2 separate regions of the Homo sapiens genome follow, and region 1 is linked to region 2. Evidence: read pairs that join two places in POLR2A ChIA-PET (ENCODE). Cell type or tissue: Caco-2. All regions are shown on one strand. Each heading gives the region's core, and the rest is flanking DNA. Links, peaks and the distances in the headings are about the cores only. Region 1 overlaps RBM39 (RNA binding motif protein 39). Region 2 holds the start of GDF5 (growth differentiation factor 5).

Region 1 (2,500 bases), core at 1-2,500, 270 kb after region 2:
CTGGGGAAAATCAAAGCAAAATAAGATAGAAAATATTGATCCCATCCTACTTTATGACTCTGCATAACTTGAAAGTGACTTTTAAATAGTTAAATGGGCCAGGCGCAGCAGCTCATGCCTGTAATTTCAGCACTTTGGGAAGCTGAGGCGGGCACATCACTTGAGGTCAGGAGTTCAAGACCAGCCTGGCCAACATGGCGAAACCCCAGCTCTACTATAAAAATACAAAAATCAGCCAGGCATCATGGCACACGCCTGTAATCCCAGCACTTTCGGATGCTGAAGCGAGCAGATCACTTAAGGTCAGGAGTTCGAGACCAGCCTGGCCAACACGGCAAAACCCTGTCTCTACTAAAAACACAAAAGTAGTTGGGCGTGGTGGTGTGCACTTGTAATCCCAGCTACTCGAAAGGCATGAGAACTGCTTGAACCTGGGAGATGGAGGTTGCAGTGAGCTAAGATAGAGCCGGTGGCGCCACTATACTCCAACCTAGACTGAGACTCTGGCTCCAACAAAAAAAGTTAAATACTTCAATGCTATCAAATGATACTTACAACGAAAGTTTATCACCATTTCATAGATAAAACTAAAGTAAATTTGGTACTGGGAAAACAAAAGAATTCAAGACTCTTTGGATGAAACAGTCATACAATTGTCATTATATGAAATGTAACTTATTGAAATCGAAACAAAAATCTACATTTTGATTGGATGTACTATATTATAAATATGATTTATAAAACCAATGAGAAGAGTTAAAAAATAGCATTCTAATCACTAGCTAGGCATAGTTACTAGCATTCTAATGCTAATAGTTATTAGCATCCTAATCACTAGCTAGGCATAGTTTCCGCACCTGGCCGAAAAATTATTTTAAAAGGATCAAAACTATGCAGTTTCAAATGAAATACGGAAATACCAGGCCGGGCCCGGTGGCTCATGCCTGTAATCCCAGCACTTTGGTAGGCTAAGGTGGGCGGATCACCTCAGGTCGGGAGTTTGAGACCAGCCTGACCAACATGGTGAAACCCCATCTCTACTAAAACTACAAAATTAGCCAGGTGTGGTGGCGCATGCCTGTAATCCCAGCCACTCGGAAGGCTGAGGCAGGAGAATCGCTTGAACCCAGGAGGCGGAGGTTGCAGTAAGCCAAGATCGCGCCATTGCACTCCAGCCTAGACAACAAGAGCGAAACTCCATCTTAAAAAAAAAAAAAAAAAAAAAAAAGAGAAATATATAAAACAACTCTATTGACGCCTTGATAGGAAATATCAAGAATAAAGTCCATTACTTACGTTTGAGGGTTAAACATGTTAGAGAGTTGGAAACATTGTGTTGCAAGTGGCTGAACAGAGGCAGCTGCAGCTAAAGCTGAAGCTAAAAAAAGAAAGAGAAAAATTAGTTTCATGGAAAATGCATGAAAGTATCCCTCATAAATACTTTAAAACGAAACCAAAAACCCACCCCAAGCATGTAACTAGGATGTCACTGGAGTTATTTTACCTTATTTAATATTGCTACTAATGTATGTTATCAGTAGCTTTTAGGTGCCAGAAAACTGAGGTAACCTAATACTTGAAACAGACATTCAGAAATTTGGGAGTCCTATTTTAACAGGGAAATTAAACTTTATGTGTTATCAAAATCAGTTCAATTAGACAAAATCTCAATACACATCAATCCAAACAGATGAAGGATAAAATAGATTTGAGTTTATACCCAAATAAGAGGGGATAATAAAACAAAATCCTTTGAAATGCCAAATAAATCTATATCCTTTCCTATTTCTTCGCTTTCTGCCCACGAAGTTTTTTAAATCTACAAATTATTAAAGAATTAAGACATATAAAATCATCCAAGTGTTTAAAGACAATGTCCTAGAAAAATAAATCCTATTAACAATCCTATTAAAAATAAATCCTATTAATAAATCAAATGTTTTAAAAATGTTTTCGCACAATAAAAGAACACTGAAAAGAGCAGCATATATGTGTAATATCCACTACTACCAAAACATACTGGGGTTTGAAGTTTAAAGAGCATTTTCCAAGACAGTTGCTCCAATGCTTTCACGTGATTTACAAAAATATTACCAGTAGCTGTTACAGAACTCACCGTAATCATATTATCTGACCAAATTTCATTCCAAAACATAATAACAAACAAAGCTAAGGATAAAACAGTGCATTAGAAATTATGGTAATTAAAATAAACGATCACTTAAAGTATCAGAAATATTACACCGAGAAATTAGGGCTGTGCATGAAATATATCATAAATGATAACTTTCTGGTAGCATTACAGGTGCTTTAGCTTCTCTGTAACATATAAGTTTTTTCTTTCATAAAGTTTTATTTTAAATAAAACAAAATTTTAATATAACATGTCAAATTCTGCTGGAAAAAAGTTAAAGATTCGAGAGTGTATTATAACTGTGCAAAAATGAAGCTCACTGTGTAGCTTACAGAAGATATGGAAGTATCCTTAAAAAAAACTAGA
Region 2 (12,493 bases), core at 1-2,500:
GCCCCCTTTCTCCTGCACAACTGACTGAGGGCTTGAAGGAGGCTTGTATAAGGCTGAGGGATTTTTCCAAGAAGGAAGAATGGCGTAATGCTGCCTGTGTGCTCCAGTTTTTTTTTCCCCCTAGTTTTGAATCCTTTCCAGTGAAAATACTTCACACACACACACACACACACACACACACACACTCACAGGCCTGCAGGTGCTCAGAAAAATCTTTTACAAACCTGAACTCAGGAATTGGAAACGGAATTCCAACCCAAACCAATTTAATTACTCTCTGATGTCATGCTGTCTAAACTCATTTAAGTGCGATATATTTATGTGAAAAAAATCACCGCTGCCCTTTCGAGGCCATGGCTCACGGGGGCTCCTGGCACAGAGCCCTGCAGCGGGACTCTAGGCTTAGGGGGCCTCCCCCTCCACAGGGCAGACTCAGGGGTCTTCACCTCCACCTCATGGAGCAGCCCACCCCACTTTCCCGAGGAGAGATGCTGAAGAATGAGCTCAAAGATCTTAAGCCCCAGAAGCATGGGGAGTGTGGGTTTGTAGTTAAGTTCTTAGAGTGTTTTTAAAGCAGTTTCAACTCCTGCATCTAGTCTGGGACCTGATTTGTTATGCGTGTGTGTGTGTGTGTGTGTGTGTGTGTGTGTGTGTTTATGTGCCTGTGTGTGTGTGTGCCTGTGTGTGTGTGTGCCTGTGTGTGTGTATTGGGAGTAGGGACAGCACAGATGGCAGCATTTACCCACATTTTCTTTTATTTTAATAAACTTGTGGTGACCCAGAGACTGAAAAATATCAGTGCCCACTACACCCCCTCCCTACCCCCAAATGCCATTGACTGAGTGCATATTCTTCAGGCTTGGGGGCACTGTCGCCCTTAAGTTCACTCCTTGGATGGCGGCAGGTCCAGGGTGTACCCCACCACCACCCCAGCAGAGACGTCCTCTGAGTTTTCTTAGACAAGACTGGCTGAGTCTGGGGCAGCAGCGGCCCCTACAGGAGGCTGGAAAAGCCATTTCCCACATGACGCTTTTTTTTTTTTTTTTTTTGAGACGGAGTCTCGCTCTGTCGAGTGCAGTGGCATGATCTCAGCTCACTGCAATCTCTGCCTCCCAGGTTCACGCCATTCCCCTGCCTCAGCCTCCCCAGTAGCTGGGACTACAGGCCCCTGCCACCACACCTGGCTGATTTTTTACGTTTGTAGTAGAGATGGGGTTTCACCATGTTAGCCAGGATGGTCTCGATCTCCTGACCTCGTGATCCGCCCGCCTCGGCCTCCCAAAGTGCTGGGATTACAGGCGTGAGCCACCGCGCCGGGCACAATTTCCCACATGATGTTTTTCTGGTAGCTCTGGAAGGTCTGAATTCCAGCTGAACTCAAGGGTTTCTTAAAGTGCCTCATTGAAGTATGGAAGATCCCTTCCTCTGGGGAACCTTCGCCGTAGAGCCCCTGGGCAACTTAACACAGGGTCAGCGGGGAAAGCTGTTCGCTTCACCTGAAATATCCTCCTCTCTCTCTCCCACAACTGGAGGAAGCACTCTACATCCTGAGAAGTTTAGCTGAAAATTTACCTCCTTCGGGAAGCCTTTCCTCGTCCCCAGACAGAGCCAGTTACCCCTTCTGTACATTTCTCTACAACAACACTTTTCACGCTGTAAGAAGGATGGCGGGGGAGAAGCAATAGTCAGATAGGCTTCCTTCTTTTTTTTTTTTTTTTTTTTTTTTTTGAGACAGAGTCTCACTCTGTCACCTAGGCTGGAGTGCAGTGGTGCGATCTTGGCTCACTGTAATCTCCACCTCCTGGGTTCAAACGATTCTCCTGCCTCAGCCTCTCGAGTAGCTGGGACTACAGGTGCACACCACCATGCCTATCTATTTTTTGTATTTTTAGTAGAGACGGAGTTTCACCATGTTGGCCAGTCTGGTCTCGAGCTCCTGACCTCAAGTGATCCACCCACCTTGGCCTCTCAAAGTGCTGGGATTGCAGGCATCTCTACCAAAAATACAAAAAATTAGCCGGGTGTGGAGGCAAAGGTTGCAGTGAGCCGAGATCGCACCACTGCACTCCAGCCTAGGTGACAGAGCTAGAGTCCATCACACACACACAAAATAAGTAAATAAATAATATTAATAAAATAAAAAAATTAAAAACAGACTTGTTCCCACTGAACCAGTCCTCTCTGGCATCCCTCCCTTCACTCCCTCCTCACCACCTCTGTCACTGCCCTGTCCTCCTCATTGCTTGCCTCGCTATGATTCTCCCCTATAACTGGCTTCTAGGCCTCCAGGCTCTCTCTGGTTCAACCCTCTACTAAAAGCTACCCATCAAACAAGTGCCAACCCACGTGCCACCTCCTCCATGAAGCCTTCTTGCATCCTCCAGAAAATGCACACTCCCCCTGAGCTGCCATCACACATTTTCTGTGCTCTTTTACATTTTTTGGCAGCTGAAAGTTTATTCAGTCTCTGCCTCTGCCCCCTATCCCAACACAGTTTGTTTCTTCCACTCTGTATTTTGTCATATTTTAAAATCATAACTTAATTCCTTATAACTATAATAATTTCTTTACATACCTGTCTCTCCCATTAGATTATGACTAGACTGTGCCATATTTATCTTTGAATTATACCCAGTGCTTGGCAGAGGGCCCAGCCCACAGCAGCTCTCAGTACGTGTTATATGAATAAATTAATCTCTAACTGGCCCTTATTGACAAAAATCATCATTTTCTACTTTGAGGTGTAGTTATTTGTGGACATAACCTGCCTTTCCCATTAGACTCTAAGTTTCTTGAAGGGAAGAATTGTCTTGCCACTTCTTAAGCATTTTGTAAGCTCAGAGAGTGAATAAATGAATGAGTTGAACAACCACAATGTCTCTGTACGTGGCTTGATAAAGAGCAAGGATTCTGGAGACAAACAGACCTGGTTTTGAAGCTTGGTTCTGCTATTTATGTATTGTGTGATCTTGGGAAGCCTCTAAACCCCTCTGAAACTCTAAACAGTGATAACGATAGTGCTTACCTCACAGGACTCTTGTTGGAGATTCAATGAAGTAAATTGCGGCCAGGCGCAGTGGCTCACGCCTGTAATCCCAGCACTTTGGGAGGCCGAGGCAGGTGGATCACGAGGTCAGGAGATCAAGACCATCCTGGCTAACATGGTGAAACCCTGTCTCTACTAAAAAAATAAATAAAATTAAATTGCATAAAGTGATCAACTATTAATGGCAATTGTTAATGATAGCTTTTTTTTTTTTTTTTTTTAGATGGAGTCTCACTCTGTCACCCAGGCTGGAGTACAGTGGCATGATCTTGGCTCACTGCAACCTCCACCCCCCGGGTTCAAGTGATTCTCCTGCCTCAGCCTCCCAAGTAGCTGGGACTACAGGTGCGTGCCACCACGCCCGGCTAATTTTTGTATTTTTAGTAGAGATGGGGTTTCACTGTGGTAGCCAGGATGGTCTCGATCTCCTGACCTTGTGATCTGCCTGCCTCGGCCTCCCAAAGTCCTGGGATTACAGGTGTAAGCCACCATACCCGGCCAATAATAGCTATTTTTTTTAAAGCACTTATTCCAGTCAACTAGACTCTGGGTTTTGTACTCCATTGCATTTATGTGTTATTTATCTTCATGACAATGCTATGAAGGTAGTGGTTTTCATTGTTGTTTTTTGAGACAGGGTCTTACCTGTTGCCCAGGTTGGAGTGCAATGGCGTGATCATGGGGCTCAGGTGATCCTCCCACCTCAGCCTCCCAAGTAGCTAGGACTACAGGTGCACATCACGATGCCCAGCTAATTTTTGTATTCTTTGTAGAGACAGGGTCTCACCATGTTGCCCAGGCTGGTCTCAAATTTCTGGGCTCAAGTGATCTGCCCGCCTTGGCTTCCCAAAGTGCTGAGATTACAGGTGTGAATCACCACATGTGGCCGAAAGTAACTTTTTTTATTTTTTTGAGATGGAGCCTCGCTCTCTCACCCAGTCTGGAGTGCAGTGGCGCAATCTCAGCTCACTGCAACCCCCGCCTCCTGGGTTCAAGGGGTTTTCCTGCTTCAGCCTCCTGAGTAGCTGGGATTACAGATGTGTACCACCACGCCCAGCTAATTTTTGTATTTTTAGTAGAGATGGGGTTTCACCATGTTGGCCAGGCTGGTCCCAACTCCTGACCTCAGGTGATCCACAAAAAAGCATTTTGTAAGCTCAGAGAGTGAATAAATGAACGAGTTGAACAACCACAATGTCTCTGTATGTGGCTTGGCCTCCCCTAGTGCTGGGATTACAGGCATCAGCCGCCGTGCCCAGCCCGAAGGTAACTCTTGATACCCGTCTTTTTTTTTTTTTTTTTTTGAGACAGAGTCTTGCTCTGTCACTTAGGCTAGAGTGAAGAGTGCAGTGGCTCAATCTCAGCTCATTACAACCTCTGCCTCCCAGTTTAAGTGATTCTCCTGCCTCAGCCTCCCAAGTAGCTGGGACTACCGATGCGCACCAAGACGCCCGGCTAATTTTTTGTATTTTTGTGGAGACGGGGGTTTCACCATGTTGGCCAGGCTGGTCTCGAACTCCTGACCTCAAGTGATCTGCCCACCTCGGCCTCCCAAAGTGCTAGGATTACAGGCATGAGCCACCATGCCTGGCCCAATACTCTCATTTTAAAGATAAATAAATTTAGGTTCAGAAAGGTTAAATTATTTTTTAAATCTAATTTTGGCTTCAACACATTTTATACCCAAAAAGCCTAATCTGGCCCCTAGAAACACTAGAAGTGATAGGGCACTGGGGAAAGTTACAGTATTCCTTTCAGTCAACGTCTAACCCAGTGGGCTGGGACTTTGGGGACATGGAGGAGTCTCGAGGCCAGGGCTATTGTTTGAGGAACAGGGAACTCCCAGAAATGGGCTGGGAGCAGGGAAAGGGGACTCTGAGCTTGGTTAGAAGGCCCTCTCCAGAGAGGAGCCCAGGGTTCCTGCCTGGCTCTCACTATAAAGGTGACTAATCACTTTGGTTCCCTCTGGTAATTGCAACCAGATGCTGCCGCTGGCAGTGCTTCAGTCCCGACATGTTTAATTACTGGGACACAGCGTCCCTGGGTCCCCCGTGTCCCCCAACCTCCCCCTCTCCTGTCAGCAATATTAATGTCAAACTTGAGGTAGAGGATGGGAGCCTTGGGAAGCCACTGACATGGAAGTAATCTCTGCAGCCCCTTCTGCCATGTAGAGCCTTTTGCTTTTATGTTTCCCCATCCATTGTCTCATTGCTGTTCCATAAACCATCCTTATAAAGTCAGTTGGCCAGATTATTATTATTATTATTATTATTTTTGGAGACAGAGTCTAGTTCTGTTGCCCAGGCTGGAGTGCAATGGCATGATATCGGCTCACTGCAACCTCTGCCTCCCAGGTTCGAGCGATTCTCCTGTCTCAGCCTCCCAAGTAGCTGGGACTACAGGCATGCGCCACCACCCCTGGCTAATTTTTGTATTTTTAGTAGAGACAGGGTTTCACCATGCTGGCCAGGCTGGTCTCGAACTCCTGACCTCAAATGATCCACCCACCTCAGCCTCCCAAAGTGCTGGGATTACAGGCGTGAGCCACTGCGCCGGCCGGCCAGATTATTATTATCCCTTTTTTATTGTGTCTCCAGATGAGTAAACAGTGAACTGAGTGATAATAATAATAATCCCTTTTTCAAGCACTTGTCAATTTTCAAAATGGCTTCCCATTCATGATGCTATCCGAACCTCCCGAGATCTCTCCGGGAGTCAGTCCTGCACAGCACAGCAGCTGAGAGAACAGGCGCTGGGACCAGACAATGCAGTGTTCCAGTTCTGCCATTTGCCAATTGGGTGATGTTGGGTATTCATTTCTTTATCTACTTAACTATTCAGCAAACATTTATTGGGTGCCTACCATGGGATGGGCCCCAGGTAGAGTTCTGGGTATCTAGCCATGGACAAGACAAACCAAGTGTTTTATCTGAAATTTCTCTTATGCGTTTGTTTGTCTCTTCTCACATTCTGGTGGAAGAGACAGAGGAACAAACACATAAGAGAATGCTAAGTGCTGTGAAGAAAAATTAAGCAGGGTCAAAGAGGTGTCTATTTTAGCAAGGAATGCCCTTTGAGGGGGTGATGTTTGGGCAGAGACCCAGATGTAGTGAGAAAACGAGACATACTGAAGTCTGGAGGACAAGCATTCCAGGTGGGGGGAACAGCAGTTGCAAAGGCCCTGAGGCCTTTGCACTTGGTACATCTGAGGTAAGGAGGAGCTGGTGTGGCTGAAGCAGAGTGAGCGAAGGGGGCAGTGGCAGGAGGTGAGGTCAGATCATGCCAGAACCACATCTTGTATGGCCTTATAAGCCCTGGAAAGGGAGCTGGATTTTCTTTTCTTTTTCTTTTGTTTTTTTGAGACAAGAGTCTTGCTCTGTTGCCCATGCTGGAGTGCAATGGTGTGATCTCAGCTTACTGCAACTTCCGCCTTCTGGTTTCAAGCGATTCTCTTGCCTCAGCCTCCCAAGTAGCTGGGATTACAGGTGCCCGTCACCATGCCCAGCTAATTTTTGTATTTTTAGTAGAGACAGGTTTTCACCATGTTGGCCAGGCTGGTCTCGAACTCCTGACCTCCTGATCTGCCCACCTAGGCCTCCCAAAGTGCTGGGATTACAGGCATGGGCCACCGCACCCCGTCTAATTTTTGTATTTTTAGTAGGGATGGGGTTTCACCATATTGGTCAGGCTGGGCTGGTCTCAAACTCCTGACTTCAGGTGATCCACCCGCCTCAGCCTCCCAAAGCGCTGGGATTACAGGTGTGAGCCACCGTGCCTGGCCTGGATTTTACTTTTAGTGCACTGGGAACCCAATGGGATGTTTTAAGCAGGAGAGTAGTGAAATAATGATTAAGAGCTAAGTCACTCACCTTCAAATCCTGGTTCCCCCCATTTATCAGCTATGTAATCTCAAGCAAATTATTTCATCTCTCCCTGCCTCAGTTTCCTCATGTATAAAATGGGAATAATAACGATATACCTAGCTGGGCAAACCGGTAAAAACATACTTGGCTCACACCTATAATCTCAGCACTTTGGGAGTCTGAGATGGGAGGATTGCTTGAGCCCAGTAGTTCGAGACCAGCCTGGGCAACATAGCAAGACCTGTCTCTATAAAAATAAAAAAAACTGGCCGGGTGCAGTGGCTCACGCCTGTAATCCTAGCACTTTGGGAGGCAGAGGCGGGGCAGATAACAAATTCAGAAGTTCGAGACCAGCCTGGCCAACATGGTGAAACTCTGACTCTACTAAAAATACAAAAATTAGCTGGGCATGGTGGCGGGCACCTGTAATCCTAGCTACTCGGGAGGCTGAGGCAGGAAAATCATTTGAACCCAGGAAGCGGAGGTTGCAGTGAGCTGAGATAGCACCATTGCACTCCAGTCTGGGCGACGGGGTGAGACTCCATCTCAAAAAACAAAAAAATAAAAAAATAGGCTGGGCATGGTGGCTCATGCCTGTAATCCCAGCACTTTGGGAGGCTGAGGCGGGCAGATCACCTGAGGTTGTGAGTTCGAGACCAGCCTGACCAACATGGAGAAACCCCCATCTCTACTAAAAATACAAAATTAGCTGGGTGTGGTGGTGCATGCCTGTAATCCCACTATTCGGGAGGCTGAGGCAGGAGAATTGCTTGAACCCGGGAGGCGGAGGTTGCAGTGAGCTGAGATCGCGCCATTGCACTCCAGCGTGGGCAACAAGAGCAAAACTCTGTCTCAAAAAATAATAATAAAAATAAATAAATAAAAATAAAACAATAAAATAAAATAAATAAGCCAGGTGTGGTGGCTCACACCTGTAATCCCAGCACTTCGGGAGGCTGAGGTGGGCAGATTACCTGAGGTCAGGAGTTTGAGACCAGCCTGGCCAACATGGTGAAACCCCGTCTCTACTAAAAATACAAAAAAAATAGCTGAATGTGGTGGCAGGCACCTGTAATTCCAGCTATTTGGGAGTCTGAGGAAGGAGAATTGCTTGAACCCAGGAGGCAGAGGTTGCAGTGAGCTGAGATCCAGCCATTGCACTCCAGCCTGGGCAACAAGAGCGAAACTCCGTCTCAAAAACAACAACAAAAAAAAACTTGTATCACAGAGTGGTTATAAGAATTAATGTGTTTATATATGTAAAGTACCTTTCAATGACCAAAATACAGTATGTGCTTCATAAATTATAATTTTATTTATTGCTTTTTTTTTTTTTTTTTGAGACAGGGTCTCACTCTGTCATCCAGGCAGGAGTGCAGTGGTGAGATCTCGGCTCACTGCAGCCTCGAACTCCTGAGCTCAAGTGATCCTCCCTTCTCAGCCTCCTGAGTAGTTGGGACTACAGGTGCAAGCCACTGCACCTGGCTAATCATAAATTACAGTTTTGTTTTGTTTTGTTTTTTTAAAAAAGATTCCACTGTTAATATTGTCCTTGTTTCATAAATGAGGAAATTAAGCCTCTGAGTAGTTAAGTGATCGGCACAAGTTCACACAGCTAAAGACGACCGAGCTAGAATTCAACCCAAGACCCTAATTCTGAATCCAGTGCCCTTCCCACGTAAAGAGAGGACTGACCACCCTACAGGTTAGGAGCTGGCAGGGAGGAAAGCCCAGAGTCCCTTCCCTTTTCATCTGTGCTCCTTCTAATCTGTGGGGACTGCCTGTCCCAACCCGAGAATCCCAGCAAGAGCAGAGCCGCCTCTGCCTACACTCACCCGCGCCGCAAACCTGGTTTCTTTTCTTTTCTTTTTTATTATTATTATACTTTAAGTTCTAGGGTACATGTGCACAGCATGCAGGTTTGTTACATATGTTTTTTTAAAATTTTTTTATTATACTTTAAGTTCTAGGGTACATGTGCACAATGTGAAGGTTTGTTACATATGTATACGTGTGCCACGTTGGTATGCTGCACCCATTAACTCGTCATTTACATTAGGTATATCTCCTAATGCTACCCCTTCCCCCTCCCCCCACCTCACAACAGGCCCCGGTGTGTGATGTTCCCCTTCCTGTGTCCAAGTGTTCTTATTGTTCAATTCCCGCGTGTTCTCACTCATAGGTGGGAATTTAACAATGAAAACCTGGTTTCTTTTCTAGACTCCGCAGCAGTGGCCACTGCTCAGGACGCGCTCTCAAGGGCTCCCCCTGCTGGGATACTCGGGAGCTGCACCTTGCTAGAGTTGAGTGTCTCTGGGCCTTCTGTCCATAAGTCAATCAAATTCCTTCCCTGGGCTGCAAATACCTGTACTACAATCTGAAGCTGGAAATTGTATGTGAGTGTTGCGTGTGTCTGTCTGTTGTGGGTAGAGGGGTGTGAATAAAATAACCACATGTTTTACATATTTATTCTAGAAAATATTTTTATTTTTAAAATAATTCTAAAACTTATAAAAAGTCATACATATTAGGAAGAAAAGTAATATGAATTCATGATTTTAAAAATTCAAACAGTAGAAAAGAATGCAAAAGAAAATATTTTCCTCCCACCCCAGACCCTGGGTCTTTCAGTCCTCCCCAGAAGCAACAACTCTGATCAGTCTCCTAGATGACTTTCCACACAATATAGTAACATCAGCTTTTTAAAAACTTTATTAGGCAGGGCACGGTGGCTCATGCCTGTAATCCCAGCACTTTGGGAGGCTGAGGCGGGAAAACTGCCTGAGCCCAGGAGTTGGAGATCAGTCTGAGCAACATGGCACAAGCCCGTCTCTATAAAATAAAAAAAAAATTTAAACACCTTTTTATCGATGCATGATATTCATACCAAATATATTTGATTATAAAATTAAATCATGTTCATTGTAAAAATATTCAAATAATACCAAAGTTTATAAAGTTAAAAGAGAAAGTTCCCCTCTCCCCTCACACCCCAATCTCTCTAATCACAGGAAACCTCTCTAATCACTGGAAACCTTGTTGTCATTCTTGAGCTCAGAAATCTCAGATCCTTGCTGGACTCCTCCACTCCTCCTTCCCTCCATCTAATTCTAATTCCCACTTTGTGTATAAGAACCCTAGCTGGTAAGTACTGTTATCCCCATATTGCAGCTGAGGAATTTGAGGCTCAGAAAGGGAAAGAGGGTTGCTCAAGAACATAAGGCAAGCTGGACGCGGTGGTGCACATCTGTAGTCCTGGCTACGGGACTTTTTGTTTTTTTCAAAAAAAAAAAAAAAAATATATATATATATATAGTTAAGGGCCCCCCCGACTTTTTTTTTTTTTTTTTTTTTGTCTCACTCTGTCACCCAGGCTGGAGTGCAGTGGAGCAATCTTGGCTCACTGTAACCTCCTCCTCACAGGTTCAAGCGATTCTTGTGCCTCAGCCTTCCGAGCAGCTGGGATCACAGGTGCACGACACCAGGCCCGGCTAATTTGTGTATTTTTAGTAGAGACAGGGTTTCGCCATGTTGGCCAGGCTGGTCTCAAACTTCTGGCTTCAAGCGATCCACTTGCCTCCACCTCCCAAAGTGCTGGGATTACAGGCATGAGCCATCAGGCCTGACCAAGGGCCCATTTTTGAGGAAGGAGAGGACCTGGTCCTGTGGGAACTGTGACTGGACATCCTTTATTGCCCAAGCCCTGAGTGATAGTGAAAAGATGTCATCCACTTCAAGAATCTCAAGCTTGGGTACGCTGGTCACTTCGAGCCTGACTTAGTGAGTGAGAGGGGGCTAGGACTGGAATAAGAACTGCCTACTGAGGCGGGGTCAGGACCAGGGAGAAAATATCCAGCTGACAAAGGGAATCCAACTAGGGAGATTGACACAATTCAACCAGATGGTGGCATCAGCAAGAGGAGTGTCCGGCATTCCTAACACATCCCATGCTCTAGCATGCTGCTGTGCCTTTGCACATGCTGCTTGGAATCCCCGCCACCACCCCACCCCTGCCACTTTGCTTAGCATTTTTTTTTGAGATGGGGTCTTGCTATGCTGCCCAGGCTGGTCTCAAACTCCTAAGCTCAAGAGGTTCTTCTGACTCAGCCTCTTGAGTGGGTGGGACTACAGCCACATGCCACCATGCCTGGCTTGTCTGCTTAGCATTTTTTTTTTTTGAGACAGGGTCTTGCTGTGTTGCCCAGGTTGGAGTGCAGTGGCTTGAACACAGCTCACTGCAGCCTCAACCTCCTGGGCTCAAGCGATCCTTCCTACCTCAGCCTCCAGAATAGTTGGGACTACAGTAGTGCACCACCACACCTGGCTAATTTTAGCGTTTTTATCCTTCACAAACAAGTCATAGTGGCCTGATGCTGTGTAGCCAGCTGCTCCCTCTTTATAGAATTTACTACACTGTGTGTGTGTGAACTATTTCTTTACTTGCTTGCCTGCCATGTGAGTTTGTGAACAGAGGCTCTGGACAGAGTTCATTTATTATTGTTCTTTGGGTCCCTCCCAGTGCATAACTCAACTTTTGGCACACAGTAGGTGCTCAATCAATATTTTAAAAATAATGAATGAATGGAACTTCAGCGCGGCAGCTCAAGCCTATAATCCCAGCACTTTGGGAGGCTAAAGTAGGAACATTGCTTGATGCCAGGAATTCAAGACCAACCTGGACAACACAGTGAGTCCCCATCTCTACAAAAAAATTTTTAAACAAATTAGCCAGGACTGGTGGCACAGGCCTATAGTCTTAGCTACTCGGGAGGCTGAGCCAGGAGGATCGCTTGAGCCCAGGAGATTGAAGCTGCAGTGAGCTATGATCAAATCACTGCACTCCAACCTGAGTGAAAGAGCAAAACCCTGTCTCTTAAAAAAAAAAAAAGAGAGAGAGAGAGAATGGGCCGGGCGTCGCGGCTCACGCCTGTAATCCCAGCACTTTGGGAAGCCGAGGTGGGCGGATCACTTGAGGTCAGGAATTCAAGACCAGCCTCGCTAACATGGTGAAACCCCATCTCTACTGAAAAAAAAAAAAAAAGCTGGGTGTGGTGGTGGTGGGCGCCTGTAATCCCAGCTTCTCAGGAGGCTGAGGCACGAGGATCACTTGAACCCAGGAGGCGGAGGTTGCAATGAGCCAAGATCGTGCCACTGCACTCCAGCCTGGGCTACAAAGTGAGACTCTGTAAAAAAAAAAAAAAAGAATGGACTCAGAGGAACAGCAGCAAGAGACTATCGTTTTGGTGCTCCAGACTGTTACCTTGCAGTGAGAAAGAAAGAGGAAAGTGGTTGACTTTTTTTCCCTCTATTTTTCCCTCTCTGTCATCCTCAGCTCACTTTAGTCACTCAACATGTCTCCATGTTAACATGGAGAGGAAGATGGGGGTGGGAAAAGTCTTCTTTGAACCAGTGTAATAGCTGGCTTAGTGCTTTCTGGGCCTCGCAGATGTTTATAGCCATCTCTATCCATCATCAAAGCATCATGGGGTGCTTTTATACACTCTTCAGGGGTTCCCTACTGGCCCCTCTCCTGCAGTTCCCTTAGCAAAGGCATCTATTAATGGCCATTTGTCTAGCTTCTTGT

What was found. Peaks named below come from ENCODE experiments on the same cell type or tissue, not always from the same donor. Only the 100,000 strongest peaks of a DNase experiment are listed, where the experiment ranks them.
Region 1: POLR2A ChIA-PET joins it to region 2 with 10 read pairs; 3 of 35 experiments call an interaction of 5 or more read pairs at or near these places.

Annotation. Positions count from the first base shown.
Region 1 is chr20:35,705,824-35,708,323 of GRCh38, forward strand. It overlaps RBM39 (RNA binding motif protein 39), which reads right to left. Exons shown (of 17, transcript NM_184234.3): 14 at 1,297-1,378. Among named protein-coding and RNA genes, the nearest start is that of ROMO1, 7.7 kb to the left of the region's middle. In Caco-2, for the core only: no CTCF peak of the experiment used is centred there; no DNase peak of the experiment used is centred there.
Region 2 is chr20:35,438,207-35,450,699 of GRCh38, forward strand. It overlaps GDF5 (growth differentiation factor 5), which reads right to left and starts at 22. Exons shown (of 2, transcript NM_000557.5): 1 at 1-22. RefSeq lists promoters at 1-477, 1-195 and a silencer at 887-946. In Caco-2, for the core only: CTCF peaks have their summits at 1,000 (motif pointing left) and 1,200; a DNase peak (open chromatin) is centred at 975.